Linked DNA regions of Homo sapiens: all the other regions are linked to region 1. The links are chromatin loops, found by intact Hi-C in ENCODE. Cell type or tissue: endothelial cell of umbilical vein. All regions are shown on one strand. Region 1 has its middle 120 kb from the start of GUCA2B. Region 2 overlaps HIVEP3 (HIVEP zinc finger 3). Region 3 holds the start of HIVEP3 (HIVEP zinc finger 3). Region 4 overlaps HIVEP3 (HIVEP zinc finger 3). Region 5 overlaps HIVEP3 (HIVEP zinc finger 3). Region 6 overlaps HIVEP3 (HIVEP zinc finger 3). Region 7 has its middle 36 kb from the start of HIVEP3.

Evidence for each region. A loop is a pair of places that touch in the nucleus more often than their neighbours do. Peaks named below come from ENCODE experiments on the same cell type or tissue, not always from the same donor. Only the 100,000 strongest peaks of a DNase experiment are listed, where the experiment ranks them.
Region 2: a loop joins it to region 1, with 4 times the contacts of the local background. A loop is called at or near these places in 6 of 110 quality-filtered maps.
Region 3: a loop joins it to region 1, with 7 times the contacts of the local background. A loop is called at or near these places in 35 of 110 quality-filtered maps.
Region 4: it touches region 1 in a loop (10-fold over the local background); 31 of 110 quality-filtered maps call a loop at or near these places.
Region 5: it touches region 1 in a loop (9-fold over the local background); 39 of 110 quality-filtered maps call a loop at or near these places.
Region 6: a loop joins it to region 1, with 2.4 times the contacts of the local background. A loop is called at or near these places in 4 of 110 quality-filtered maps.
Region 7: it touches region 1 in a loop (9-fold over the local background); 6 of 110 quality-filtered maps call a loop at or near these places.

What each region holds. Positions count from the first base shown.
Region 1 is chr1:42,034,501-42,038,500 of GRCh38, reverse strand. It overlaps a transcript of HIVEP3 not described here. Among named protein-coding and RNA genes, the nearest start is that of GUCA2B, 120 kb to the left of the region's middle. RefSeq lists a silencer at 2,310-3,079. In endothelial cell of umbilical vein, no CTCF peak of the experiment used is centred here; DNase peaks (open chromatin) are centred at 2,440 and 2,920; H3K4me3 peaks cover 1,463 bases; H3K27ac peaks cover 327 bases.
Region 2 is chr1:41,839,272-41,843,271 of GRCh38, reverse strand. The region is part of intron 1 of HIVEP3 (HIVEP zinc finger 3); the gene reads left to right. Among named protein-coding and RNA genes, the nearest start is that of HIVEP3, 78 kb to the left of the region's middle. In endothelial cell of umbilical vein, no CTCF peak of the experiment used is centred here; a DNase peak (open chromatin) is centred at 2,251; H3K27ac peaks cover 272 bases.
Region 3 is chr1:41,917,274-41,921,273 of GRCh38, reverse strand. It overlaps HIVEP3 (HIVEP zinc finger 3), which reads left to right and starts at 2,352. Exons shown (of 9, transcript NM_024503.5): 1 at 2,352-2,861. RefSeq lists silencers at 3,021-3,070, 3,122-3,416. In endothelial cell of umbilical vein, a CTCF peak has its summit at 2,411; a DNase peak (open chromatin) is centred at 3,093; H3K4me3 peaks cover 1,139 bases.
Region 4 is chr1:41,900,408-41,904,407 of GRCh38, reverse strand. All of the region lies in intron 1 of HIVEP3 (HIVEP zinc finger 3), which reads left to right. Among named protein-coding and RNA genes, the nearest start is that of HIVEP3, 17 kb to the left of the region's middle. In endothelial cell of umbilical vein, no CTCF peak of the experiment used is centred here; DNase peaks (open chromatin) are centred at 2,117 and 3,637; H3K4me3 peaks cover 450 bases; H3K27ac peaks cover 2,930 bases.
Region 5 is chr1:41,810,448-41,814,447 of GRCh38, reverse strand. The region is part of intron 1 of HIVEP3 (HIVEP zinc finger 3); the gene reads left to right. Among named protein-coding and RNA genes, the nearest start is that of HIVEP3, 110 kb to the left of the region's middle. In endothelial cell of umbilical vein, a CTCF peak has its summit at 2,312 (motif pointing left); DNase peaks (open chromatin) are centred at 1,857 and 2,247; H3K27ac peaks cover 1,478 bases.
Region 6 is chr1:41,722,809-41,726,808 of GRCh38, reverse strand. All of the region lies in intron 1 of HIVEP3 (HIVEP zinc finger 3), which reads left to right. Among named protein-coding and RNA genes, the nearest start is that of HIVEP3, 190 kb to the left of the region's middle. In endothelial cell of umbilical vein, no CTCF peak of the experiment used is centred here; a DNase peak (open chromatin) is centred at 2,448; H3K27ac peaks cover 312 bases.
Region 7 is chr1:41,953,167-41,957,166 of GRCh38, reverse strand. It overlaps a transcript of HIVEP3 not described here. Among named protein-coding and RNA genes, the nearest start is that of HIVEP3, 36 kb to the right of the region's middle. In endothelial cell of umbilical vein, no CTCF peak of the experiment used is centred here; DNase peaks (open chromatin) are centred at 1,556 and 2,316; H3K27ac peaks cover 2,266 bases.

The DNA.
Region 1 (4,000 bases):
CCCTTGGTCAGGAAGTATCAGGGCCAACTGCCTCCAGCGTTATTCCACCTAGGATTCAAATTCCAAATGAAAGATGTCATAGTGCTCCAGCTTGGGGGCACACCAGGCCTGGGCCAGGTAAAGTCATCATCTTCACTGGCAGTCTCCCCAAGCCCATATCTCTTGGAGTGAGTTCCTGAAGGAAAATCAGTGTGATGTGACCCTAAGAAAGAGCTAACGCTTGCTGAAGTAATGGGTGTCCACTTCAACAGCTGTGTGGAAACTAGATCTGAAGGGCACTAAAGACGAAGGGAATTAAAAGTCAAAAGACAGTGGAGATATGGACTAGGGCTGTGGTAGTATTGTGGGATTTATGAATATTTATGAGATAAAAATCGGTGATTGACTTTAGGAGAAGGAAGACGACAGAATCAAGGATGATTCCCAGGTCCTAGAATGTGGTAGTAGATATTATTACTGGAGAGAAGATAGAGGATGGGGAAGGGGAGATGACAAATAGCTTATGACATGCCAAGTTTAAGAACTCTGTGGGACATCAGGTGGAGGCTAGAATTTGAAGCATAGTAACTGAACTGAACTCATAGGCATGGACGACATAACCTAGGAAGGATTCTGGAAGAAGCCACAGAAGAGATCAAAATAAGTTTTGATCTTTGAAGAGATTAAAATAGATTTGCCAAGAAAATAAGATCAAATGACAAAGAACGGAAGGAGGAGGAGAACCAGGAATGTGCAGGGTCATAGAAAGCCACAGGATAAAATTTCAAGGAGAGAGCAGATTTGAGCTCTGGTGCAGGTAGAAGCCACATTCTAGGGAGCTAATGTATAAGTGGGAGTAAAAACGTGTGGGCTACCCTTGCAAGAATCTTGGATGAGAAGGGCTGGTTAACTGCATGGTAACTTGGAGGGCATACAGAGTCAAGAGAGGTTTTTTTTTTTTAATTTTTTAAATTTTTTGGTCATTTGGATTTTTGGTTTAAATTAAAATATCATTCACATACCATAAAATTCACCCTTTTATACAGTTATGTGGTTTTTTATTATATTCACAAAGTTGTACAGTCATCACCACCGTCTAATTCCTTAACATTTTAATCACCCCCCAAAGAGGCTTTGTACTCATTAAGCAGTCACTCCTCAGTCCCCCCTCCTCCCAGTCCCTGGCAACCATTAGTCTACTGTCTCTATGGATTTGCCTGTTTTGGACATTTCATATAAATAGAATCATACACTATGTGGGTTTTTGTGACTGGTTTCTTTCATTGAGCACTATAGTGTTTTCAAGGTTCATCCATGTTGTAGCATGTAACAGAATTTCTTTCTTTCTTTTTTTTTTTTTTTTGAGACGGAGTCTTGCTCTGTTGCCCAGGCTGGAGTGTAGTGGTGCGATCTCGGCTCACTGCAAGCTCTGACTCCCGGGTTCACGCCATTCTCCTGCCTCAGCCTCCCACTTAGCTGGGACTACAGGCACTCGCCAACACGCCCGGCTAATTTTTTGTATTTTTTTTTAGTAGAGACGGGGTTTCACTGTGTTAGCCAGTATGGTCTCGATCTCCTGACTTCGTGATCCGCCCGCCTCGGCCTCCCAAAGTGCTGGGATTACAGGCGTGAGCCACCATGCCCGGCCTTATTATTTTTTATGGCAGAATACTATTCCATTGTATGGATAGACCATAATTTGCTCATCCATTTGTCAATCAGTGGACATTCAGTTGTTTCCTTTTTTGGCCTTCTGAATACACCGCTATGAACATTTGTGTACAAGTTTTAGTACAGACATGTTTCTAGTTCTCTTGAGTGGAATTGCTGGGTCTCCATTGATTTTTGTTGGGCGAGACCTGATACTGTTTACAGGCTGAGGGTAGGGCGCCGGTGCTGAGGGAGAGGTGGTAGAGCCAGGGGTTGGGGAGGAGGAGGGAGGGCTGGAGCAGAGGAGGCCACTTTCTTCAGCATCACTCACTCTCTGTTTGGCACAGTCCTAAATGCGGGCTAATCTCCCTTCACATCTTCTAGACCCTCTGCAAATACCTCATACTTGCTGACCAGGGAGCGAACCCAGGGCTTGAATAAAGCACCCCTAGACCTGGCAGAGCCGGGAACCGGCTGGCTGGTTCGTTTTCTGATGCAGATCACAGTTTTGGGGTCTCCTCTGGTTAGAGCCTGGCCCATTCGGGTTTGGTTTTCTCCTGGACGTTCGTTCACACGTGAATAAGGCCAATTCACCGTGGAGTCTGCGTCTGAATCCTTGTTCCTTAGGTCATCCCGGGGTCCCAGCTGCCCGGGATGAAAAAACGATGCCCGGGTACCAGGGGTCGGGGACCAGCAACGCCGGCGCTCAGCGTAACCGCTACCCTCCCCAGCCACGGCGCACGCGCCTCTTCCCTGCCAAGGAAGGGGCGGGGAGTAGGCGGGGCGGGCACCTTTGAGGCCAATCGAAAGCGAGCATCCCCGCCCTCCGGGCCGATGGACCCAGTTTGACCCCGGCGGTGGGCGGAGGAGGCGGGGCAAGCCGCGCGGCCAGGAAGGGGGCGGGGCCCGGGGTCTGGAGGCGGGGCCTGGGGCTGTCAGTCCCGCGCCCGCCGCCGCGCCACGGCTCCTCGCATGCCGTGGCCCGGGTGGCTGCCAGCGCTGCCGCCCGCCGCCCGCCACCCCGGCATCCCAAGCCGCCTCCCGCCGCCCCGGCCCGGCGCGCAGGTAAGGCTGGCCGCGGCTGCCGAGCCATCGCGCCCCCCTCCTCGGGCTCGGTCTGACGCGCGGGCGCCCTCTCCGGGCCGTGTCAGCGCCGCAGCTCCCGACTGCGCCCGGGGGCGGTCCCGGGGGGCGGGACGAGAGCCCTCCCCATCCCCCCAACGCCTCCGGGCGCCGGCCCCCTCAGCTGGGGTCCCCCGTCTGGCCTCCGCAGCTCCGGCGCAGGGAGCTGTCCCGAGCCCCCCTTCCCGGGCCGATTACACAACCTCCGGTCCTGGGGCGGGGGCCCCTCCTCAGCCCGGGCCCCACACCTGTCCCCGCAACGCGCTCCCAGGCAGAGGGCAGAGACCTGGCGCGACAGCGGGGGCCGGGAAAGTTTCACTTTGTGGTCAGGGGTTTGTTGACGTCTGAGAGATGCGGGGAGACGGAGACTGAGCGGCGAGGATGCGCCTTGCCAGCCGCGTTCCCTGTGCCCGGGGTGGCCCTGGTCCAGGTTTCCCTTCCAGAAGTCCTGCCGGCATCCCGGCTCTGGGCCGGGAGGCTGCTGCTGCAGGGCGCCCGGGTCTCTCCGTCTCTACGTTAGCGAGCTCTGGATTGCAGCAGTCTGGGGACGGCTCAGTCTCTCGCGCTTGCCCCCTTTCTTAAGTTAGCATTGACATTTAGACCAGTTGGACAAATTTACTTAGCATTTTCCTGACACTTTGTATTGGTGAGTTGCTTTCCCATCCCTAATTAGTTAATTAACAAGGTGGGAAAGCTAAATAGATCCTGGAACGAAATGCCTTCAGTCTGGCAACTCTTTAAAAACCTCTGAGAGCTCTAGGCTCTGGTTGCATGGAGAGATGCTTTTGGCCAAGGTGAGAGAGCGATTCCATGTCTTCTGGTTGCTCGAGGAGGCTTTGGTAATAATGGCACGGCTTTCTCTGCCTCCCGCTGATTGTGCCGTTTATTGAGGGTCTTCAGTTTATGGTGGGTTATTTGGTTTTCTTCATTCAAGAAAGGAGGAATCAGAAGTGTTGCTGATTAACTGAGTGTTCCTCAGTTAAGAAAAACACTGAGGTTTAAATAAGTTTGGATACTTGTCTGCTTTACCAGGTTACCTTCGTGCGCAGAAAATCTTGGCTCTTCTCATTCTCTCCCTATCTTCCCAGTAGGGCTGTATCCAGCCGGGTTGGCATTACTGGTTCCTCATTTAGTCTGAAGACCTCTTGCTACATAAGTGTACAGTCCTGCCTAGGGATAACCTCTAAGAGTGGACTTAATTAGCACTTTTATCTGCTCGTTAAGCAATACAGCTTGAAATCTCTTGTAA
Region 2 (4,000 bases), 200 kb after region 1:
ACTGTATTTGGAATATTCATAACAAGTCTATCGCTAATTATCACTTTAACAATGTGTTATGGAGTGTATCCATGCAGTCATCTGGGAAGGCGCATATGCCGTGAAATGTGGGGATTTGCTGTGTACTGCTTGTGCCTGCTTTTAGCGTTTCCTCAGGTCTTAGGGAGGAAGTAGAGGTGCTTGGTAACGGGGAACGGAGGGGAGGACTTCACAGCTGAGGGCCTGCATCCTGCATTCCTGTCCTCCCAGCAACAATTTCCAGGGTACATTGCTTTTGAGCGTAAGAAAAGCCTTTATTTGAAACAAAAATCTTTCTCCACACTGAAGCCTCATTTCTGGAAAGCTGCAGAGATTGGAACTGAGGTTACCCCAGGTCAGTGCCAGGTAGACAGATCCTAGCCATAGATCTAATTGCTGATGAAGAAAGAGGCTGCTGGCCTTAGTGCCTTTCTGATACTCTAGCAAGAAGCGGGGGGCAAAAAGAGCTAAAATTGCCACCTGATTTGCAGATCTCAGAAGCAAATGAAAAGGAGCTTCACCATCTCGAGGGATGAGAAAGAATGCTGCTTCCTTTTCTTTCTTTCTGCTCTCTTTTCTCTTGGGAAGGAGAATGAACTCATGCTGGGCTCCTTCTTCAGGATTCTCAGTGGGTCTGAGCTGTGGGAAGCTAGCATTCTGTTATCTCAGGGGCACGTGGAGCTCTTTCCACCAAGACCTCCTGATTGGCATGGATAAAGCCCCAGAGGCTGCTTTCAAATGAGGCCAGAGTAATGGAGCATAATGGAGCAAACCTCCTGGTGGAAGAGTTCAGTCCTACTGCAGTGATAAATCAGGAAGCCTTTATGAGGGGCCAGTAATGGGACAGTGGGGAGTGAGTTGCCAAACCTGGCTCCACATGACTTCGAGGCTCCTTTGTGGGTCCTGTTTTTAGTGCCAATGGGGGATTCAGGCTCAATCTTTTCTGGGTGTCCTGGGAATATTCTGAAGGGTTTAATTTGGATAGTTTTAGAGTTGCATCTGTTATAAAGATTTAATAATGAGTTTTTATGGCACTTGGAGCCTGGTTTTGTTAGATGTTACTTTAGAAATAATAACAGCACTTTATTGCTGTTATTATTGAGTGCTTACTATATACTAGGTGCATTATTCATCATAATCATTAACAGTGAATTTTTTTTTTGAGATGGAGTCTCTCTCTGTTGCCCGGGCTGAGTGCAGTGCTGTGATCTCGACTCACTGCAACCTCCACCTCTTGGGTTCAAGCAATTCTCCTGCCTCAGCCTCCTGAGTAGCTAGGACTACAGGTGCACACCACCACGCCTGGCTAAGTTTTGTATTTTTAGTAGAGATGGGGGGATTTCACCATGTTGGCCAGACTGGTCTTGAACTCCTGACCTCAAGTGATCCACCTGCCTCGGCTTCCCAAAGTGCTGGGATTATAGGAGTGAGCCACCCCACCCAGCCAACAACGAATATTAATGCAGTACTTATGATGTACCAAACTCATAAGCACACTTACCTCACCAGGTCTTAGAAGAACACTCCCTCTGGAGCCATCACTTACGCGTGAGGACATTGAGGCCCTGAGCTTAGATAACTTGTTCAAAATGGCCCTGCTGATAAGCTACATGGACGAAGTCAGCGGTTTTGGGCATGTCTTTCCACCAGCTTCTGGAAGAACAGCACACAGGCCGTTCCCCTCTCCCCCATTTTAAAGTGGCAGGAGAAGGTGGAATGAAGAAAATAAATAGGGCTGTTCCTGGCTCTGTGTGGTCAGAGGGTGATACTGGTTCAGGGTCCAGCTTATCAGTGCTGCACTGATATTCACAGAGCATTCGGCTCCGGAGGCTTTGCACTGTTTGTAATGCATTGTCAAAACTTGGTGTTGGCTGCCTGTTTAAAGAATTGATTTAATAAACACCGCGTTTCTGGATGTTTGGTTTCTTTGTTTTTGTTTGGGGTCATGGAGGTGGGATCCTGGAAGAGTTGGATGGAAGTGTATTTGACAGGAGAAATTCTGGGTGTGTTTAAAAATCAAGCCACCACAGATTCTGATGCAGCCTTCTTGAAGACAGGTGTGTGTGGGCAGGTGTGCTGGGGGCACTGGGATGGGCAGAGGAAGTGGTGGGGTTTGTAGGTGGAAACGCAGGGCTGGCTTTGTTGTTGTCTGCACGGCCCTCCAGGCTACAGTCATTAACTGCACCAATACTGCCACTAATAGGTGGGTGATTCAGCTCCTTCCTGCATTTTATTACCGGACAGAGACTTTAACAGCCCTTTGATTTAGCAAGTTAATAAAGTAAGTGATCAGGCTCCACTGTTTAACCACTGACTGGATGGCCTGGGGCTTGTTGCTTTCTGGGAACCCTTCTGATATTGTTTTAAAATTAAAAGGAGAGAAAGTTATGGAATTTGAGTGCTCTACTTGAGTCTCCTGGCTCCTTCCTAGGCAGCCTCACCAGCCCAGCATGCCTGGCCTCCTTCCAGTGCCAAGCTTCCTCTGGTTATGTCGTCCAGTGACTGGCTGGCTGGCACGGCCAGGATCTGATGGGCTCCGTGGGTGTCACTGGCCAGGGGTTAATATCCAAGGGATTTGAAGGTCCTGGCTGTCTTTGAGGGAGAGAGTTGGATGAGAATGTAGGGTCTCGTGATGGGGTCCTGTATTAATTTCTCGTGGCTGCCATAATAAATTAGCACAAACTGATGGCTTAAAACACCAGAAATTTATTCTTTCATGGTTCTGGAGGCCAGAAGTCTGAAATCAAGGTGTCAGCAGGGCCATGCTTCCTCCAAAGTCTCTAGGGAAGGATCCTTCTGTGCCTCTTCTAATTTCTGGTGGTTGCTGGCAATCCTTAGTGACCTTGGCTTGTAGAGATGTCATCAGGTCTCGGCCTCTGTTGTCATCACATGGCCTTCTCCCTCTGTGAATCCATGCATGTGTCTCTCCTCTCCTTATAAGACACAGTCATGTTGGATTTGGGGTCTACTCTATTCCAATATGACTTCATCTTAACTAATGATATCTGCAAAGACTCTATTTCCAAATAAGGTCACATTTTGAGGCTCTGGGTGGATGTGAACGTTGGGGGGACACTATTCAACCCAGTCCGGGTTTTTCAGGAACAAGTGACAAAGAGGCGGGGACGGTGGCAAACTGATTCATAAAAGGAGGCGCGACGAGAGCCAGGCTCAGGATTCCCAAACAGTTTAGGCAGCACTGTGCAGTCGATCTTCCTGAGATGATGGGATACAGTTCTGTCACTATGCCACTTGAAATATGCCCAGTGTGGCTAAGGACCTGGGTTTTAAATTGTATCTCATTTAAATAGTCACACAGGACTAGTGGCAACCATGGCAGACAGTGAGGCTCTAAACCCTCCTGAGAATAAAATAAGAGAAGGAGGGTTTGAATGTTTAATAGTTTGGGCAAGGTCATTTGCATCCAGGGTGGTCACCGGGGGCTTACAAGGCTAAGCAAGGTAGACCGTTACTCTGTTTCCCTCCTTGATTAGGAAAAATCCTCTGTGACATACAGCCAGCCAGGCTGCATTTCACTTGGGGTCCTCTGGACCCCAGGCGTGGCCATTAATCTGGGCTGTGAGTGGTTACCTCACTCATGTGTAGTCACACACACAGAGCATCCCATGCCCCACTCCAGAGTACTCACGCCCTGGGCCCTGCGATTTGTTAGTTCCATCCCTGGAATCCTCCTATGGGCAACTTAGAAAGGAGGTGCCTTGGGGGTGCCCACAGGTGGCCCTACCTTCATCTCCTGGGTCAAAGAATGCTTCCTGGAGGAAGTGATGCTTGAGCTGAGACCAGTTGCTGCTGCAGAGTCCTGTCTGTTTTCAGTACGTGAGAGTGAGCTGAGAACTTAGGACTGCAGGTCTTTAGAACCAGAAGGAACCCCAGCAATCATCGGGACAATGGTCTTGCAAGTTCTGAAACCACCAGAGGCTCTTCTTCAAAGGAAAGATCACCTGTACTCTTGATATGTAGA
Region 3 (4,000 bases), 120 kb after region 1:
AACCATATCAGGGTCTTTGCAGAATCATGAGTTTATCAGTACTAATTAGTTTTTCCTCCCATGTCCCATCTACTTTGTATCTTCCCATATTATTCAAAATGTCTGCTTTATTGATGGCATCTTTCCCTGGTTCCCAGCATTGCCAGTGAATTTACCATTCCCCAAACCAAAAGCCCCCGTATGGAAATAGTGGAGAGTTCTGACACATCATATGGATAGATGGACCAAATGACCTTCCAGACTCATGTAACTCTGGGAGGCTTTTTCTTTAAAGCAGCATAATTAAAGGGTTGAGAAAAACTTTTACTGAAAAGGACAGAGAGATAGAGTTTAGTTTACTCAGGAGAACAGAATAAGGTGAGACTTAAATGGTGAGTCACACTAAGCCTGCTGAAGATACAGCAGGAGGGACTAAGATTAAATTACAGCTGAAGTGATTCATGTTGGTCACTACAAAGATCATTTAACCCTTAAAAAGTTGTGTGGCATCATGATACATTGCAAAGCCAAGTTACAAAGCCTCATTTTCTGGAGCTGTTCTCTTTAAAGGTAAGAGGATGGACTCGAATCACCTTCTGAATTATCGGACAGCCCTGTGACATGATTATACCTTGGTGCCTGAGATGTTAGATGGGAAATAAACAGCAGCATCTAGTAAACTCTCCTGGGGTAAAAAACAAAACAAAAAAAAAAAAACCATCTTGTTTTCACCCAGTCTTACTGATTTTTTTTTAGTGTGAAGACAGAATGTTTTTGTCAAAAACAAGTTCTCCAAATTTATAAACCTGATTGGAGACATCTTTAGTTTCTTCTCAAACATGCTGGGAAAATAGGAATGTCACTGAGACTCCTTCACCATCCCCTCGCAGCCCCTATTCCCCGGGGGGCTGGGTAGATGGAGAAGCAGGGGGCAGGGGCTGGACCAGGGAGAGAGTGACAGGCTCTCTGTGGTAGGTCTGTGCCTTGTCACAGAGCCTCCTGGGCTCAGGTCTGTGGTGGCCGCGGGAGAGCCAGCTCCACGCTGTGTGGCTGGTGACATTTCCGGCTGCCAGGGCCCAGCCAATCAGTGATGGACCCAGCTTGCTTGGGCGATGACACATGAAATATGATAATTTTCTGCCAAAGGGCCCTGGAAGAGGGGAAGGAAGAGAGTGTGTGTGTGTCGCTGGGAGGGGTCCACACAGGAGCGCCTGTGATGAGGTGGGAGGGTGACAGTGCACTTGTTTTCACGGTTTGCCTGGCAGGACTAGGCAAGGGAGGGAATGGGCTGTGATGCTGGAGCGGCTGTAGGAGCGCCCCTGTAGCTCCCGAGGTGAGCCACTGCCGCTGCTCTTAGGCGGGAACCAGCGGAGGAGCAGACAGCGCCATGCTGGAGCTCTGGGGCTGGGGTGAAAAAGAAACTGTCAAAGACATTTGCCTTCTTAACACACGTGAGCAAGGTTAGGACTCTTGTTTCTTCTCAGCGCTACCTCTTTAAAAGCCAGAACAAAACTGCAGTAAACACCATCTGGGTGGCTGAAGTACTCGAAGAATAATTTTTTTCAAAAAAATTTAGGCTGGAGGTTGTCTCTCCCCCTACCCTGTTTTTCTACCTCCATACCTCCATGCTGACCCTTAAAAGAAAAGTGAAAAACAAAACAACAGAACTCAATAACAAAATCTTGAAGAAGGGCCTAAGTCTGAATCGTAAAGACTCTAACTAAGGTTCAGGTGGTAGTTCTGATTCCTGATTCTGGTTGAAAGAAAGTATGTCTTGGAATGCGATGTGGCTCTGGATTATGTTCGACTTTAGAAATAGTGCCAGAACTATTCTTTGATTTGTGGACATGGACCCTGAGACTGCAGAGCAAGGCAGGGCAGGGCAAGGAGTGCCCGTGTTGAGCTCTCAGGTGCAGAGACCCCACTCCCTTCAGGCACTGTTGAGGCTCCCCGGCCCCTGATCTGCAGCCAGAGGCTGGTGAGGTGTGACACGCTTGCTGACAAGAGTGCCCTGTCTCGTCTGACCCGTGAACATGGGTGTTCAGAAGTGAAGGATCATAGTGTTTACATAACGTGCCAATTAGTACTGAGAAGCTCATCAGTGCAATAAATATTTATGACTTGCATTTGCATTTTTTCTCTCCACGTATATATATATAATATGTGTGCATATATATGTGCATATATATGCACATATATTATACATATATGTTGTTTTTTAAAAAGCACCAATAAATGAAATCCTTATCACTGTGTGCAAGCCTACTGTGCCTTTAGGCATGGGACTGGCTTCCTGCGCTGGGAGTGACAGCTATTCCGAAGTGATAATTGGTGTACTGTGTCTTTAAAAGGTTAAACCCCCTTTCAAAAAAGGTCTGGACTCCTAGTGGAAAAGACAAGCGAGGCATGGGTTGGCTCTGGATTCAGAAAACAGCTGCTGATTAGATTCTGTGTCTGCAGGCTGAATTTATTCCGTGTTTTTCAGCAGCACGAATTCAAGAGGGATGCTTCTGTTTGGGTTTCTGATCGTGATTTATATTTATTCAGAGGAATAACAGAGGGTGGATCTGTTCCCGGCGCGAGCATGCTCACAACCAGCCGACTCTCCCATTATCCAGCTGCCTAGTTTGGTGCTTCAATGTACATGGCTATTCCGTGTGCATATGTGTGTATACAAACACGCATGCATGCCTGGATGGACATACGTATGCACAGGTTATTTTTTAAGGACAATTCTTTCAATAAGGTCTTTACCCCTTACTTGAAACAGGTGTTCATGAAAAAAATGCACAAAATCCTGCCTGGCCGGAATAATTCATGAAGAAGGGGCTGGATCCGTGGGTCAGAGAACACAGGACCAGTTTGCCATCCCAAGGCCGAAGGTAGGGGACTCTGGGTTTTTATTCGGCGGATGGATTCCTTGCGCTGTATTTTACCTTGTGATTGTGTTTTTGCCTGAGGCCGCACCGCGAAGCAGAATAGCGAGCTGCGATTCCATTTTGTGTATGCCTTTCTTAGGCAAGGTGTCCGGCTGCCGAGACGCAGGGGCCGGCCGGGTGGGCTGCGCGTGGCGGCCAGTGCCCCCGGTGGGCTGAGCGCGCTGCTCGGCCTGGTGCTGGGGAGCGGCGCGAGCCTCAAGTGACCCCCGCGCGTCAATCACAGGCGGCGGCGGCGGCGGCGGCGGCGGGGCTGTAACCCTATGCGCGCCGTGCGCTCCAGCGCTGCTTGCAGCAGGCTCTGCTGGGCTCTGCACCCGCGCACTGGCGGCCGGCTCCATAGGAGCCTCGGCTGGGGGGCTTAGGCATCGCGTTCCGTGGCACCGGCGTTTTCTTGTGCTGCCTTGGCTGCTGCTCCGGATTGTTTAGGCGGACTGCAGTAGCCTGCTTGGTTGAGAGTGAGATTCGTATGATGCTGGCTGCTGAGACAGAGGGGATAGCTTTCTTTTTCCCCCTTAATCCTAGCCCCCTGAAAATATTCCTAAAGCAAAATCATTTCCCAACCCCCAACCTGACCCAACCAAACCCAAACCAAACTCCTATTCTATAGGGGATTCTTGCCTCCCTGCTAGCAGAGAGAGTGTCCCCTCCAAGTTATGCCCCACATTTTACTATCTTTTAAATGGAAACACTGATGGTGCCGAATGGTCCCTAATGATATTGTCCAGGCTGCTGAGGACTCCTGAGTGTGGCAGTGGTGCAGAGGAACTTGGAGGCTCGGCATTGGTTTCCTTTAACGTAGCTGGTTTGGTTTCTGTTGCAGGTCAGGAATATTTCTGTGGCTAGGCCCTTCCTTGAACTTCGGGGGCAGTGGTTGCAGGAAGAGGGTCTGCAGATCTGGTCGCTGGGTGAGCAGCACCCTGGCCCTCTTTCTGGTATACGCTGACGTTTCTGGTAGCCCTTGGCATTGTAACCACAGCAGCCAGGTGCCCACTGGCTACCTGGAGTGCTTCGGTTTTGTTAACTCTGGTGTGCATTTTGGGTGTTACGGGGGGAGGGAAGAGGAAAGAGGGAGAATGAGGTGT
Region 4 (4,000 bases), 130 kb after region 1:
ATTTGGACTTTTAAACACTCCCCCAGTGATTTTAATGTGCAGCCAAGGTCAGGACCTCTTTTACAGTCAAGGGAATTGAGGCTTCAGAGGTCAAAGTCACTGGCCCGGGGTCACCAAGCTGTGTGGGGAGGCACAGTTAAAGCACAGGCCTGTGTGACTGCATTGTTTGACCCTGGGGCCCTCCTGCTGCTGCCAATCAGAAAATGGTCAGGACCAGGCACGGTGGCTCAGGCCTGTAATCCCAAGACTTTGGGAGGCCGAGGTAGGCAGATCACTTGAGGCCATGAGTTCGAGATTAGCCTGGGCAACGTAGCAATACCCCATCTCTACTAAAAATGTAAAAATTAGCTGGGCATGGTGGCACATGCCTGTAATCCCAGCTACTCAGGAGGCTGAGGCATGAGAGTCACTTGAACCCAGGAGGTGGCTGCAGTGAGCCAAGATTGTATCACTGCACTCTAGCCTGGGTGACAGAAAGAGACTGTCTCAAAAAAAAAAAAAAAGAAAAAAAAAGGAAAATGGTCAGCACTGGCTCCAGTGTGCTGGGCAGGAAATGGTCAGTAGGGATGCAAAGATGCTGATGGCTTTCCCAGTGCATCCTTGCTGACCCAATACTCTTTTAAGAGGCAAGCATGTGTGTACTCTGAGTCTAAACGGCTCCCTGGACAGAAAGCCATCAGCCTTAGCTCCTGGCCAGCTCAACAGAGGAGCACACCACCCAGCTGCCCATCAACTCTTGGTTCAGGCTTAGCTTGGTTGCATCTGGCTTCAAGAAACAAGGACAGATGCTTTTTGATTTCTTTTCTAATGTCACCTCATAACCAGGCATAAATGTCTTGGTCCCTCCTGAGGAGAGAAAGGTAGGACAAGTCGGGCAAGTGTGGTCTTTTCTAGCCTCACCTCCAGTAATAATTGCAGAATAACAAGGCCTCAGTGCTCACTGCATTCATCAGCACCATACTAAGGACCTTGCACACATCACCTCCTGTTACCTTCACAGGAATCTTGTGAAGTAAAGACTCTTAGTATCTCAATTTTTCAGATGGGGAAACTGAGGCACAGAGAGTCTGGCAGCAGAAATGGGAGTGATCCTAGGCAGTTGCTGAGCCTGGCTCAACTCTTAATCATCATCCTATGTGACCTCCATAGATCTGTTTTTGCCTTGTTCTTGAATTGCTTCAGGAGCCCCATCTAGTTCCCAGCCTGAAAATCAGCTTTGAGCAAGGGAGATGCTGCTTCATTTCTAGCACAGAGTTGGATCCATAGCAGGTGTTCAGTAAATGGTAGTTGGTAGATGTATTTTATTTTATTTCAATTGATTTTATTTCTCCAGATTCTACAATATCACAGTACTGTGATAATAATAAACATGTCTCAGGAATGTAACCCAAGTTATCCAGTTTTTTATGCTTTGACTTCTAAGTATTTCTAAATACTCACCATACTCTCTTAATTGTTGTGTCACATTCACTTTTAGTAGCTGTGCTACGTTCACACCCTATAGTTGTCCAAGAAGAGCACCTCTCTGCACTGTAAGAGCCTCGATGTCTTTCTTTGAAGGATTCTTTACCGGAATAGAAACTGAAACGATTCTAAATGGTAGCTATCCCTGCACCGTCCAGGCCCTCAGAATGAAGTGGTTTGTTTGGTGTGCTCTTCCAGGGTAATCCATAAAAAACTCTATCCCAATTTAGTAGCAGACATTGCCGGCGCTCTGCTCAGATGGCGTTGGATCACTTCGGCCACTTCTGTGTGCCCATCCTGCAGCTTCTGTAGCCTCTGTTTCTAAAGCTTTGCCCCATCGCCTTCTTCAAAGGATTACCCTCTTGCCAAGAGAGTTGGAGTGGCTGGGAGTTTCTGTCCTGGCCATGACAGTCTGTAGCCAATATTAATTAGGGTGGGAATATGAAAGGTCAGCCACCTTGCCCTGGCAGTGGGGGGTGGGGGTGTACAAACTTGCAGGAGGTTCGGTTTACATTCCAGGACCCTCCCTGGGGTCAGGCTGAGGCTGGGATGTGGCCTGAGGTCATGCTTGGCTTGGCCTCTCCCCTTTCTGTCCTGCTTCTCCACTCTCCTACCGACCACTCTGGGGACATTTCTTCAATGAATCACTCATCTAGGAATCCTTATCTCAGGATTTCCTTTGGGGGAACATGACCTAAGTGAAAGCAATGTGGGCCGGATGTCTTTCAGACCAGAAAATGCCTCAAATTCCCTTTTAAGCATTCCTTTTAGTGTCCAGGATTCTGCCCTAAGCCTCCACTTAAACTGGGGGTCCCACTTCCCAGGGACAGTAACCCACCCCTCCTCCTCACCACTGGCTCATTCTTGTGGGTAGTTTCTGGGCTTTGCAGCTCTCCCCCTCCTCACTTCTTAGCCAGACTTTACTCTGCTTCTGTTTCATTCATTCAATACCCAACAGGTATTGAATCCCTGTTCTGTGTCAAGCATCCTCCTAGGTGCTGGGGTACAGCTGTGAATAGAGCAGACAAGGAGCTCGCCCTAACAGACCTTAAGGGAAGAAGGCAATTCACAAGTAAACAAAGAAGCAAGACAGCACACATTAAGATAATGGCTGTGAAGGAAATAGGCTAAGTGAGTGGGGCTAAGCAAGTGGGGTGTGAGTGAGGCAGCCTCCTGGGCTGTGTGCATGGTGTCACCTCCCTCCTCCGCTTCAGCCCTTGCATGCCCAGCCACACCTGCTCCTGAAAAGAGCACCTCTGACCTGCGTCTTAATAAATGCCAGTGACATTGTCCTAACTTTGTCTTTCTTGCCCTCTGAGTGGCATTTTGTGAAGTTTAAAACTCTGCATCTTGTTTTCTTCCCTGGGCTTCTGAGGCACCAGCCTCTCCTGGTTTTCTCTCTGCTTTTCAGGCTTCTCCTGCATAGCCTTCTCTGCTGCCTCCACCACCCCTCTGCTTGGCTATTGAGGATCGCAGCTCCCTAGACTCTGTCTGAGGATTTCTCTTCTTACAATGTAGTCTTCCCCTAGGTGAAGGTGTCACGTCCCCTGGTGTTAGTTTCCATGCATCTCATCTGGACCCCTCTTTGGAAGAACTGATTGTAAATGCAGCCCCCTTCTTAGCATCTCCACTTAGATGACTCAACACACGCATAACTCGGCTCAGCACCTTCCCACATGCATGACCAACCCACACCCCAGCCCCTTCCTCAGCCTGTGAGTCTCTCCTCTTCAGATGCACCCTGTCTTAGGAAGGGGCACCACTGTCCCCCAAGCTGCTTGGGCCAGAAGCCGGACTTCACCCTCTCCTCTCCACCACCTGTTACACTTAAGCTGTCACCAAGTCCTGTGCATTCCTCCTCCTAAGGACGAGTGCATGAATCCATCCACTTATCCATCCTGACGTCCACTCCCTCTCCAGGCCACCATTGCTTGACTGCTGCAGGAGATTCCTCACCGGTCCCCCACATCCTGCCTTGACCCTTCCAGAATGTTTGCATGGGCCCTAATCATGTCTGTAATTTCTTGCTGAACTAAAGATAATTGAAAATTCTTCCCAAGGTATGCACCACCCCAGGCGATGGGCCCTGCCTACTTCTCCAGCCTCACCTCCGGCCACTCCCCTTTCTCCCTCTCCTTCAGCCTTCCTAACAGATGATTCATTCCCAGTTATGGCCTTTCCACACACATTTCCTTTTTCCTGGGAAGCTTTTTAGGGAGGCCCATATGTGTGAAGGCTGCTTTCTTTTTCCCTGAAGTGCTGTGATCACCACTGGGATGTGGGGTGAAAGATACCACCACTGCCTCTCTATTCCCTCTCTACTGGGAAATTTGGAAGAGATCTAGGTGGGAGCACAGGGAGTGGGGAGAGGGAAGGGATAGAGAGGCCCAGCCCAGGGAGAGGCAATAAGGGGGTACGTTGTCTGAAGAGAACGTAAAAGCAATAATATAATAAACGAAGTCTGTTAGATTTTGACTCTCACCTTGCACCAAAAATTCTAAAACCTGTTGATGCAAAATACTCTACCCCCAAGGGA
Region 5 (4,000 bases), 220 kb after region 1:
GGTCTACATTTACTCATATGTGGAATGGGAACATACCAACCACCATGGTGGCATGAGAGCTAAAAGAGGTGATGGATATAGTTCATACAGCACAGGGTAGGGAGAGGGGAAGAACTGTCCCCACGTGACCCCACTCTCCTGTGGCTCTGCACTCCAGCCCTGGCAGTGTGAGCGCAGAGGTCATGCCAGATAAATGTCTGCTGAGTGCTGGCTGAGGGACACTCACTCAGAAGCCAGCTTTCCACAAGCCTCACAGACATGACGTACTGGGGCTTGAATTTCACCCATGGCCTAAAAGCAAGGTCCCATTCTCTCAGCTCTCATTACTCAGTGTCTTCTGGGGATTTCCCTTGGACAGCAAGATAAGAGTGCCCAAGGTCAAGACCATCAGGAGATGAAGCCCCCACCACTGGAGGATGGACCGTGTAGGGGTGGGGAGGAGGCTGAGATTGAGAAAGGGCAGTGCTGTGGGCTGCTGTGGGTAACTACAGGAAGGCATCAGAGCCCTAGACATCTGTAGGTGAGGAAGCCCAGGCCGCAGTGCTGAATGGTTGGGGAAGAAGCTACTGTCTCCACCACAACAGGCTGTGCTGGTCTGGTCTGTGGAATGGCTAGTCATGGTTCCCTTCTACATGTGTCTCTTGTCGAGGCTGGCTGTGAAGACCCTGTGTTTAGGAAGAGTTGTATGGCATGGGGCAGGGGTGGGGTTCCCCAGCTCTTCTCCTTTAATGGTCTCTCATGTATTATGGTTACATATTGGGCATCAGAGAGCACTGCATGGTCCCTCCTACTTGATGGCTTTATGGTTCTCAGCCTTCTCCCTTTGGCGTAGAAGATCTGTCCTCTATGGCTAGCAGCCAAGAGGAGATTTCCACAGAGATTTCTATCCACTGTGGTCCTGCGGAGAGAAGTCGCACCTGTTAATGGCTGGGGATGGACAATTGCAAGGCGGTATGTGGGTGCACAGTCTCTCAGGCACCCTGTGTGTCACTAGGTCTTGCCAGTGTGTTTGGGAGGAGGACCAGCTGGTGAACATTGCCTGGCAGCAGTGTGAGCCACTGTTTTCCAGCTGCCATGATAGGACTGTTTCCAGATCACCAGAAAGACAGGGCAAGATTGGCGCCTAGTGTTGCTCCTGCTGGTGGAGGCTGTGGGCCAAATGGCAAGAGGACTAGATAGGGTGATGGGGGGCTGCATGACTGGACTCCAGTCCCACTTCTGCTTCTTACTGGCCATGGAACCCAGAGCCTCAGAGCCCTCATCTCGAAAATGAAGGGGTTGTTTGGGAGGCTGAGGCAGAAGAATCGCTTGAACTTGGGAGGCAGAGGTTGCAGTGAGCCAAGATCGCACCACTGCACTCCAGCCTAGGCTTCAGAGCAAGACTCCATCTCAAAAATAAAATAAAATAAAATAGATAAAATGAAATGAAGTGGTTGGATCAGGGCCTGGAGACAGCTAAGGTCCTTCTTGCTGTAGGAGTCTCAGAGGCCCCAGAGTGCATAGGCACTTTACCAGGTCCAGAAAGCGCTTGGCTCTGAGTGCTGCAAGGACCGCCCCCCACCCCCTCCACCCATCCTGCTAGGCTGCATTTAAGGAGCAGAGAACCTTGGCAGTTCTAACTTATCTGTCCCCCCACCCCCAAGGAGGAGTGCACCCTCAGGGAAGGGGACACTCTGTTTTTCACAGACAGGGAACTGTTGGAGTGGTGGCTTCGCAGCCCAGCTGGCCAGTCTTCTCTGGGGTGAGCAGCCCAGGTCCCCCCCCACCCCCTACCAGCCTTGGTATTTGCTAATTTCCCTTCCCAGGATAAATGCGTCACTATCACTCTTAAAATGAAGTGTCCAGATGGGAACACAATACAGATGTGGCCCAGTCATTCCAGAGGAATGCAAGAAAGCTGCTGAGATTGTCTAGAATTCAGGCATTTCCTCAGTGGGCTTTATCCTCTATTTATTCCATATCCATGACATCTTATTTATTTTTTTGTTTTTGTTGTTGTTTTGTTTTGTTTTTAAGACAGTCTTGCTCTGTTCTCCAGGCTGGAGTGCAGCGACATGGTCATAGCTCACTGCAGCCTTGAACTCCTGGCCCTAAGCGATCCTCCCTCCTCAGCCTCCCCAAATGCTGGAATTACAGGCATGAGCCACTGCACCCGGCCCATGGCATCTTATTAAACATCTGTCCGTTGCAAGCTGAGAAAGAGGTTTCTGTTTGTGCTCCTCGTGTTTGTTAAGTTTGCTTAATGAAGGCCCTGTTTAAAGGGAAGGACTGCCTCTAGCTCCCCCTAGAGGATAGCTGGCTGGGATTCCACAGCCTCAGCCCTGGGAGCACCTGTGTATGTCTCAAAGCAGCAGAGAGATTAATGACCTGGGTCATTTTGTTTATTAAAATATCACCTTGGGGGTTCTTTATACCATTGTAAAAATGGTTCAACTGAGTGCCTTCTGTCTTCTTAAGCCAGTGCCTCTGGACACTCTTCTTTGTAACTTGGGCACTCGGGGGCTTCTCTGGGCCTCTGCTTGCTCATCTTTAGAATAAAGTATTTTTTTTTCCAGTTGTAAATTAATTATATGGTTCTTTATATTAATTGTATGGAGTTAGATAAGGACTCATCTGTACAACTACAGCAACTGCGATTTTCGTATTCCCTCTTTTAGGAATTTATTATAAAAAGGACTCAACCTTTTCCTGACTTTATGCCTCCAAATTCCCATTTCTCACCCTCTCCTGACGTTTCGCCTTTCCCCACCCCCTCCCCGTGGTGCTCCAAGCTCAGTGGGTGGCAGCACAGCACGATGGTTCAGGACAGTGTCTCTGGAGGGTGCTCTGGGCCCGTCACTAACCAGCTGGGCGGCCCCAAGTGAGTCACATAACCTCTCTGTCTGCCTCATTATCTGTAAAAAGAGGATGTGGTAGCATTTGCCTAACAGCAAATGTAACTGATAATTAATGCATATAAAATGCTTAGAATAGTGAAAAATGGTGTTCAAAGAAGCATTCGTTGTTATTGTTGTGTTTCTATGGGGTGAGGTAGCCAGTAAAACCCAAGGTTAACACCAGACTGTTTTCCTCTAGGAAATACAACAAACAAGCAAGCAGAAGACATGGATCCTGAAGTTTCTTATGAGCAGGAGACTAGCACAGACCACTGTTCCTACCATTGGGAGGACAGCACACCTGGCTGGCTGCCAGAGTGGGCCTTGGGGAGTAGGAAAAGCCAAGGGCTTAAGAGATGGAAGATCTCCTGGGTCACACCCAGGAGACTATTCACTAGCTGCCCACTGGGCAATAAACACCAACTGAGGACCCAGGTGACACAAACCCTGCATTAGGTACAAAAAAAAAAAAAATCTGGTCATTGGAGGACTCAGGCCAATGGGGGAAATAAACTGGTCAATAAACAATCATAGTGCCCTGTAAGGGCTGGAAAAGGGCATCCTAGGAGTCTGCAGTTGATAGGAAGGGATTGGGAAGGGCACAAGGCCAAGAAATAGGACAGGCAAGATCCAAAGGAGTGAGGACTTGGTGATGTCAAAGGCTTCAGGGCCATTACAGGCAAATCCATAAGCCACATGCCACATAGGCCACCTGGCTTCTTAAAGAGATCCACACTATAAATTGGAGGTGAAAAGTTAGAAAACTACTTCTTAAAATGAGGTACAACAGTGAAGCCAAATTTATTTTGAATTGATTCTTTTTAAAAGACTGTAACCATATATAAACTCAAAATAACCACATTTCACCATGACACTGTTTTTAGGGGCCCAGCCAGGAATGAGGGTCAGTACCTTGGAGAGCTCCAAGGGGTTCCAAAGGGCTGAGGCATGCACTAGTTCAGCATGAGGCAGAAGCATAAGCATGAACCTACCAGGATCAGTGTGGGGCCAGCCCCTACTGGTGTGGGCTTCCATTGCCAAGGCTGGTGCTTCTCCTCTTAGATGGAGGTCCCAGGGACTAGGAGATGGTGGATGGGGGGCAAGGGACCTAAGATGGACATTTG
Region 6 (4,000 bases), 310 kb after region 1:
TCTGCCTTTTTTAAGAAAGTTCTTCTCTCTAGTCAGCTGAGACCTGCCAGCCTCCACACCTGTCCTCTATCTTTGACCTTCCCCAAAAGAACTGATCTCCTCTCTCCTATTGTTCTAGATGTCTCAGTATTGCACTTGGGCCTCTCCAGACTTGCCCCAAATCCTTCTGCTCCAGTGTCCCAGTATCCCAGAGCAGTTAAGATTTTGGACTCCAGAGCACAACTCCCCCAGTTCAAATCGTGGTGAGGCCACTTGCTATCTATGTGACACTGGGAGTTTCCTAACCCCTCCACGCTCAAAAGGAGGTAACTGTGGGACTTAACATGAGCGGGTGTGTAAACGTCACCCACTGCCATGGCTGTTTATGATCAAACATCTACAAAATCTGTAACAGCTTCTCAAAGGGCCTCACTTCCAGCCCCCTTCATGCCTGCTTGCCTGCTGGTTCTATTTGGTAGTTTCCCTGTTACAACTTAGAGATGGTGCCTTGACTCTTGGAGGCAGCCAGACATTGAGGAAGGAGCCCTGGTTTTGGAAGTAGACCTGTGTTCAAATCTCAGGTCCATCCCGGGTTTGATTTACCCGGGAGACACCATGGGCCCATGTGGCTTCTCGAGGGCTCATGAAAATGCTTGAGACATGAAAAGAAAAAGGTTTGGTTTCAAAATATGAAAACTGCTCATCAAAATTAATATTTAGTTAATATACTCAAGCATAATGAATTGTATGATTTAGTTTTTATAGAAACAGCCCTCCTTTTGGGGGTTAGCATGCCTCACCTTGCCAAGGTTCCTGATTGCAGACAATGACTGCTGAGAAATCAGAGCATATCATTCATACTACAGGTTACTCACTGAAAATCACTTCAAAAACAAAATTATCTTTTAAATGTATAGTTGTTTTCCAGCAAAATATTACATTCAGCAAGGGATAAATTTTATAGAATGTCGGGGAGGCTTCCAAAAGTAATGCAGCTTGGGTCTTAAAATGACCCTGGGACTGGTCAACTCATCTCTCTGAGCCACTATGTCCTCATCTGCAAAATGGGGACAATACACCTGTTTTCCAGTATTGTTGAGCCTATCCTGGAGATCTGATAGTGCCTGCCTGTCTTTTGGGGGTCACTGGAGGAAGGGACAGAGGACTGTTGGCCCTTGCCTCTTATGGAGTTTCCATACGGATGCTGGACACTGAACCTGTTTGCTTTATCAGTCCTATGTGTCTGGGCCTTTCATCCCAGCTTCTGCCCATTCATCTTGGAGCGAGCAGTTACCATCAGCACAGACAATAGTTTGGGCTTTGGGAGGTGGGAAGTCCTGGGAATTCTTAGTTATTCCATTGCTGTTGCATTAGGTAGGTCCGCACATGCCCTTGAAGATTGAACATCCCTCCTGGGCTCTAACATAATTCAGGAAAAAGAGATGTCTGTTCTCTTGCCTCTTGACAGCTATTCCTTGTAAGGAACCATCATTCCCTTGTCCCTGTGACTGGGAGAGGCTTGTGGCAGGAGTGAGGAGACATCGGCTGATAAGTGGCAACCAGTTAGGGGCCCAGCTGCATGTCTGCATGTCCCGAAGCGTTCTTGATTCAGGGATGCCATTCACAGCATGAGAGGTGCCTCTTATGTGCCCATCCTGCTTAGGGTCAGCTGTTTCATTCAAAGATGGTAAAAAGTGTTGAGTCTTGGGTTTCAATTCTGCCTTTCTCATTCACTTGCTGTATGACTCTGGGCAGGTCACTTGACCACTCTGAACCTCAGTTTCCTCCTCTGCCAAGTAGGAAAACAAACAGCTGGTCTTTCTTCCCTGAGTTGGTGTGGGATTGTGGGTGAGAAAGGCTAAGTAGACCATTGTGAAACTTCAGGTGGGAGATGCCAGTGCTATTCTTTGTCTTGGTGTGAGAGCACAACCGGAGTCATTCACAGGCTTCTGCTGAGCCCCAGCCGGACTCTCACCTCAGCCTTGTCCAGGCCTAGGGGCCACCCTTGCAAAGGAACAGAACCGTCTCACCTGGGCTGGAGTTCATGGCCTCAGGCGAGATTTGGCAGGTGCCCTTAGTGCAGACCAGATGTTTGGCCTGTGTGTGATGGCTGGGGAGGGGCTCACACCTCCCAGTTTTTTCCATGGTATCAGCATCTTAATGCATCACGTCTCACTGACGTGGAGCTGCCCCTGTCCATTACCCGTGCATCAGCTCAGAGTTGGAAGCCTCCAGTCTCCATCATATGTCCCAAAGAGCCAGAAAGGGTAGGTGTGGCCAGATGTGCAGGAACCTCCTGCATATGTAATCCAAGCCAAGTCTTTGTTCTCTGATCCTTGGTTTTCTCATCTGGAGAATGGCCTTCTGTGGTGGACGTTTCTGTTCACTTTACTTGGCAGCAGTAGTAGGTCAGGAAGGAAACCCCATCTGATTGTTTATTCAGCCCTAGGCATTCCATATGAAGGCCAGCCCTTTTCTCCCTAAGGGGACCAACCAGCTTTGCCAACTGTTCTCAGAGGAGGATCCCAGGGACAGTATTCTGGTGAGGGGTGGGAACATACAGAAGACTTATCTTGAAGCTGCATTTGTAGAATAAGCACACTTTTAACCTAGAGTTTATGTTTGCTCATTTGGAGTGGCTTCGGAAGGTGACAGTGGATAGTGGTGGAAGGGGATGTCAGAGTCCACCCCAAGACACTACTTCAAGCTACCGCTGCAAACCTGGAGAAAAAGATTCATCCTCGAGCTGCCCCTCCCCCCTCATGATATTATTATCGCAAGAGAAACTAACATCTGTATTATCCTCTGAGTTTACAGGCAGATTATAGCATTTGAAGGAAGTTGGGAAAGCTTACTTCCTCTCCATCTCTAAAGCCGAGCTGCTAGTACCTCCAGGCAGGATTAAGCTACTCTGGTGGTCATTCATTCCTTACCATGATCTAGTTAATCAGATTGCTTTCCAGCCTTGACCAGAAGAAACCTATGAAAGTGCTAACCCTAATCCTAACCCTGACCCTGGGCTCTGAGGGCTGTGCTGAGATGTTTCACTCCTACACTAAACCAATACCTAGCTCTTCCCAATTTGCAGTAAAGGACAAAGTTATTACTTATCATTATCTCATTCTTCTAGTTTTCTCCCATTGGCTTTTCATAAGCTCTGGGCACTTGCTACTGCTTGACTGCTAATGAGTGCTCATAGGCAATAAAATGAAATGTACAAGTAGCAAACAAATATTAATGAGGAATATCAAAACCAGCCAATTCTGCGGAGTTTTGCAGCATATTTTTTTATGGTGGCTGTGTGTGTGTGTGTGTGTGTGTGTGTGTGGTGGCTGTGTGTGTGTGTGTGTATGATTTTATGGTATGGGTGCATTTTCTGCTAGTGAAAATTGTTCCCAGTTCTTGTGATGGAACCAGAACTTTAGTATTTCATGGAGTTCCCCCAAGAATTCCATGACTTTCCGTTACAACAATGGGATAAGGATGGGGATGGTGGCAGGAAAGAGAGGGGCCCCATGGAAGGGATGAGATGACCCAAACTCAGGGCTCATTCCTGATCCCCCAACCCCCAAGGAAAATCAAGTGACTCAAGATCTGGCAGATGTGTCCCTTCCTGTCACTCCTACTGCTAACAGCCTTGTCTTACCTGGATTTCTGTAGCTGCTTTTATCTGCCACCACCATGCCCCCTCTAATTTGTTCCCCATAGTGCACCAGGGGGATCTTTCTAGAACACAAACCTGGTCACGTCATTCCCCAAATAAAATCCTTTAATAGCTCCCCATGGCCTCTGGGGTTAAATGCTAAATTCCTTTAGAGCAACTTGCAAGGACCCTCAGGATCTCCTACCTGGTCTTACCTCTTTCCCTCAAAGCTCTGGCCTTAACCTCTTGCTTCCTAGCTCACACACACACATGCATCTCTCTCTCTGTCTTTCTCTTTCTTCCTGTTTCTCTCACACATACACATATGCACATGCATGCACACTCAATATTCAAGTCTCAGTTTAGATGCCATTTCCC
Region 7 (4,000 bases), 81 kb after region 1:
AGATTAGTGGGAGGTAGACTTTAAGAAAGTATAGTAAAAATATAAATTACTGCCTTGGTGCTATTGAGTAAGGATGAAAAATAAATCACTGAGCCCTTTCATGCTAATATAATTCATTTCATATATTAATTTCACTTCCAAATATATGCATACATATATTTACAAAATAAACATATAGTTTTGACTAAAAGAAAATTTTAGGCTCCTTCTCACCCATCCTAAGGTCTTTTAGACCACCCAAGCAATTCACTTCTTGTCCACTCTGAGCATAGACAAAGGAGTTTGGAGGATTTATTTAAATGAGCAAGATCTGAAAGTGAGAGCACCTTCCAACTCCTTCTCCTCCATGGTTCATATTGTAGCTTCAATAATTTGCTCCCAGCGCTGTTCAAAAACCATATAAGCTTATATTCAAACAAAATTAAAAATGGATTTCAAACTTCATACCTAACTTGGGCTCCTGTCTCTTTTTATTTTCATCGCTGCTTCTCCACATTGCTGAAGTGATTGCCTCTGTATTCCAGGAGGAAAGAGAGGGTAATCTTGGCCCTCTTCAAGCATCAACACAAGCATGGAAATAAGACAATAAATCCTAATACTTAGACCATGTGATATTTGGGATGAAGTTGTACTGCTGCTCCATTAGCATGGCTGATCTGAACTGGCTTTAGTTACAGAAATTCTTGGAATAGATTCCTAGGTGGAAAGTGCTTTCTGTGGCTGGTGCTCTACAGAGATCCTGACCTAGGGAGTATTGTTTTTCTTGCTTAGGATCAGCCTCCATTTCTCCTAAGAACTCACAGCACCCTGGACCGTTTCATACACGAAACAGATAATGGGCCTCAAGTTTGCATGCAGACTTTCTGTTAACTACAACAGCCCCATCTCCAGTGTGTGCTTATGTTCCTTAGTTTCTCTGCCTGTCAGGCCTCAACAGATGCAAAATATTTCTGAGTTTGGGCTAAAGAGTGAAAATCCAGTATGATGCTGTCGTTGCTTTTTCCCTTCTCCTGACTGTTATAATTTGCTATAAGAAACGTCCAAACCAAGAAGTAGTTGACATTAGACACTTGTGGTGTTAGCACCAGAGGAGGTAATGACTCCCTGGGGAATTCAGCCTTCACTGTTCTTCACCTTCCGCTGGAAGTGAGTCCCGGCTACAAGCCTAAATCATTCAGGAGTGAAAGGAGAGGTCCCAGCTCGCCTCTCTATCTTTTGACTGTAGAAGAGTTCCAGATTTTTCCTTCAATTTCCAGATCTTCCCCAGAAATAACTTAAGTCCCGGAGGCCCTTTTCTAAGCAACCTAACCCGTGAGTCATTCCTGTGCTCCCTGTCTCCCACAATGATTGTATTCCTCTGTCCATTCACAATTTTAATTATGCCTCTGCTCAATGGGCTTCCCTTCTGGTTAACTTCTCCGGGTAACTCATTAAACCTCTGAGTCACACGTTCATTATTAAAGAAAGGACAAAAATGAGAGAACAAAAAGGAACTGTGCCCCAGGAGAAACTTAGGGGTGGATTACTGTGGTTAAGTGTAGCTGAGTAGCTGGAGGCCTTAGTTGCCTCTTCTCCCCTTTCAGGATGTGCCCTGCATGGCAGGATGCATCACAGGACTTAATACGGTGAGGTCATTGTTGTGGTTGGTTTTAATATGAGGGGTTTTTTTTTGTGTGCTGTTGTAGGACACAGTTTGCAATTCTGGTGAAAGTACTTTCCTCCTATTTAACTATGCCCTCTAAACTTAGGTGGTCTCATAACAATGATGGAGCTACTAATTAAAAAGAATTCCAGTCTTCACTTGTGCCTCTGAAAGAACATAGGAGGGAACCAATTCATAACCCACAGAGACACTTCTTAATATTCCCTTTCTTTTTTCCATCACAATTTTTCTAAAACGGCTCCCACCCCACCCCTACCCAGTCTACCAAGCAATTTCTTTCCTTCCTTACCTCTTTCCCAAGATAAGTTACTTTATTTCTTTCACCCTTGGATCTCCCTGTTGTAAAATGGGTTTCATTGTAGTACCTGGCTGATATGTTGTTGTGAAGATTAACTGAGATAAAACATGTAAATACTACCAACAGAGTGCATGGAACATTGAAAATGCTCCTAACAATTAGATGTTATAATTTTCAATTCAGCCTCCCCAGCCTCAATTTTGATCTTCTCAGTGGAAACACTAGAGAAAAAAAAAAAAAACCTGGAAGCTGAGAAAATGGTTCCTAAAGAATAATAACAATGGATATCATTTACCGAGTGTGACTCACGTCCCAAGCTTGTGGAACCATTTCTGTGCATTATCTTTAATCCTGACCACAACGCTGAGAGATAGATAGATACTATTATTACCCCTATTTCACAAATGAGGAGACTCGGACTAAGAGCGATGAAGCAACCTGCCCTGGGCCACAGCCTGTAGGCAGAGGAGCTGGAGTTCAGACCCTGGCCTGACTGACTTCCAAGTTCATGGTTTAATGGCTCTGCAGAAAGCTGCAAGGCAGTGGTGCAGCCAGCATCAGAAAGGCCAGTGTTCTCTGTGTGGGTTTTGACTCACAATGGCCATGACCCCCTGCTCAGAGACATAGGGCCTTGATGACGACTGGCCTGTCCTTGCAAACAGCTGCCAGGTTGGAGCCAGACCCCGCAGGGTGGGGTGAAACCACCTGGCCTGTGCCAAGGTGAAGTCTCTGAAGGCCTCCTTGGTTTTCAATGAGAGACAGAGAGAAATGTGTTTTTTTCTGCAAAGGTTGGCATTTATTTCTTAATAATCCGTTTTTAAAAATGTATGTGGCCTCCCTAATCAGCAAAACAAAGGCTTACTGTCCTTTTATGCATGCTAGAAAGTACTAATGAGTTCTTGGGGGTTTATCACTGACTCTGGAACAGAAGTAGAAGCCAGTATATCTGGAGTCAGTAAAAACAGGTTTTGCCAAGGTACTTCAGCTGCAAGGGAACCTTTAAATATTCCACACATCCAGCGCTGCATCTGTCCTGGGGAATTTGAGGATGAGCTGATGCCCTGCATAGGATGCCTGGTGCACACTCTTCTATTCCATGTCCTGGAACCTTGCGGGTGGGCCCTGCGCAGTCCTTTTAGATGTGTCACCTCGGGTGGTCTGCCATCTGAGGGTCTTCTCTCTGGGTAGAGAACCAGTTACACAACTCAGTTTCCCCAAAGGCCAGAATGGAATACTGAGCTTTGCACTAAGTGTAAGGGCCAATATGTTCTGGGTTCTGAAGAGTTAGCAGAAAAAAGGGCTGCTGCAGCCTTGGGTACTGTGATTGATGCCTGTTTTTTTGTGCAAACAAAAGTCAAATACCATTATTATTAGTGGCAATTCATTGGTATTCCTCTTCTTTGTCCTCTTCTTCTCCTTCTCCCTCTCTTGCATCTCCTTCCTTCTTCCTCTCATTATCCCAATTTTCCTCCTTGGTTTCTTTTAACAATAAAAGTATGTAGAGCAAGAGAGTATGTCGGGAAGATTTGGCAGATCATTCACTCATTCATTCATGTACTCATTCATTCATTTCTCAGACATTTATAAAGCACTTACTCCAAACTGAGCATGGGGTGGGGCTACAAATTCAAGTAAGAAATCTTTCTTATGGGATGTGCACAGTCTAGGAGGGAAGAGGCAGACATCTGACAATTACAAGAAGTAACATGTTCTGAGGACTCATTATGTACCTGGCATTGTGCTAAGTTACCCTTTAACCAGATCATCTCATTTAATCCTCATAGAAACACTCTGAGAAGAGTTTTAGCATTTTATCCTCTTATACATGAGGCTGAGGCAAAGACAGATTAAGTAATTGGCCCAAGGTCACACAGCTAGCAGGCCACAGATCTGACTTGAACCCAGGCAGTCTGACTCCAGAGTCAGTATTATTAACAGCTCTGCCGCTGCCTCCCTCATAATCACAGCACACAGTGACAAGTGTCACACAAGTGGGATCCAGCAGAAGTGAAATTTGAACCTAGTCTTGAAAAGTGAAT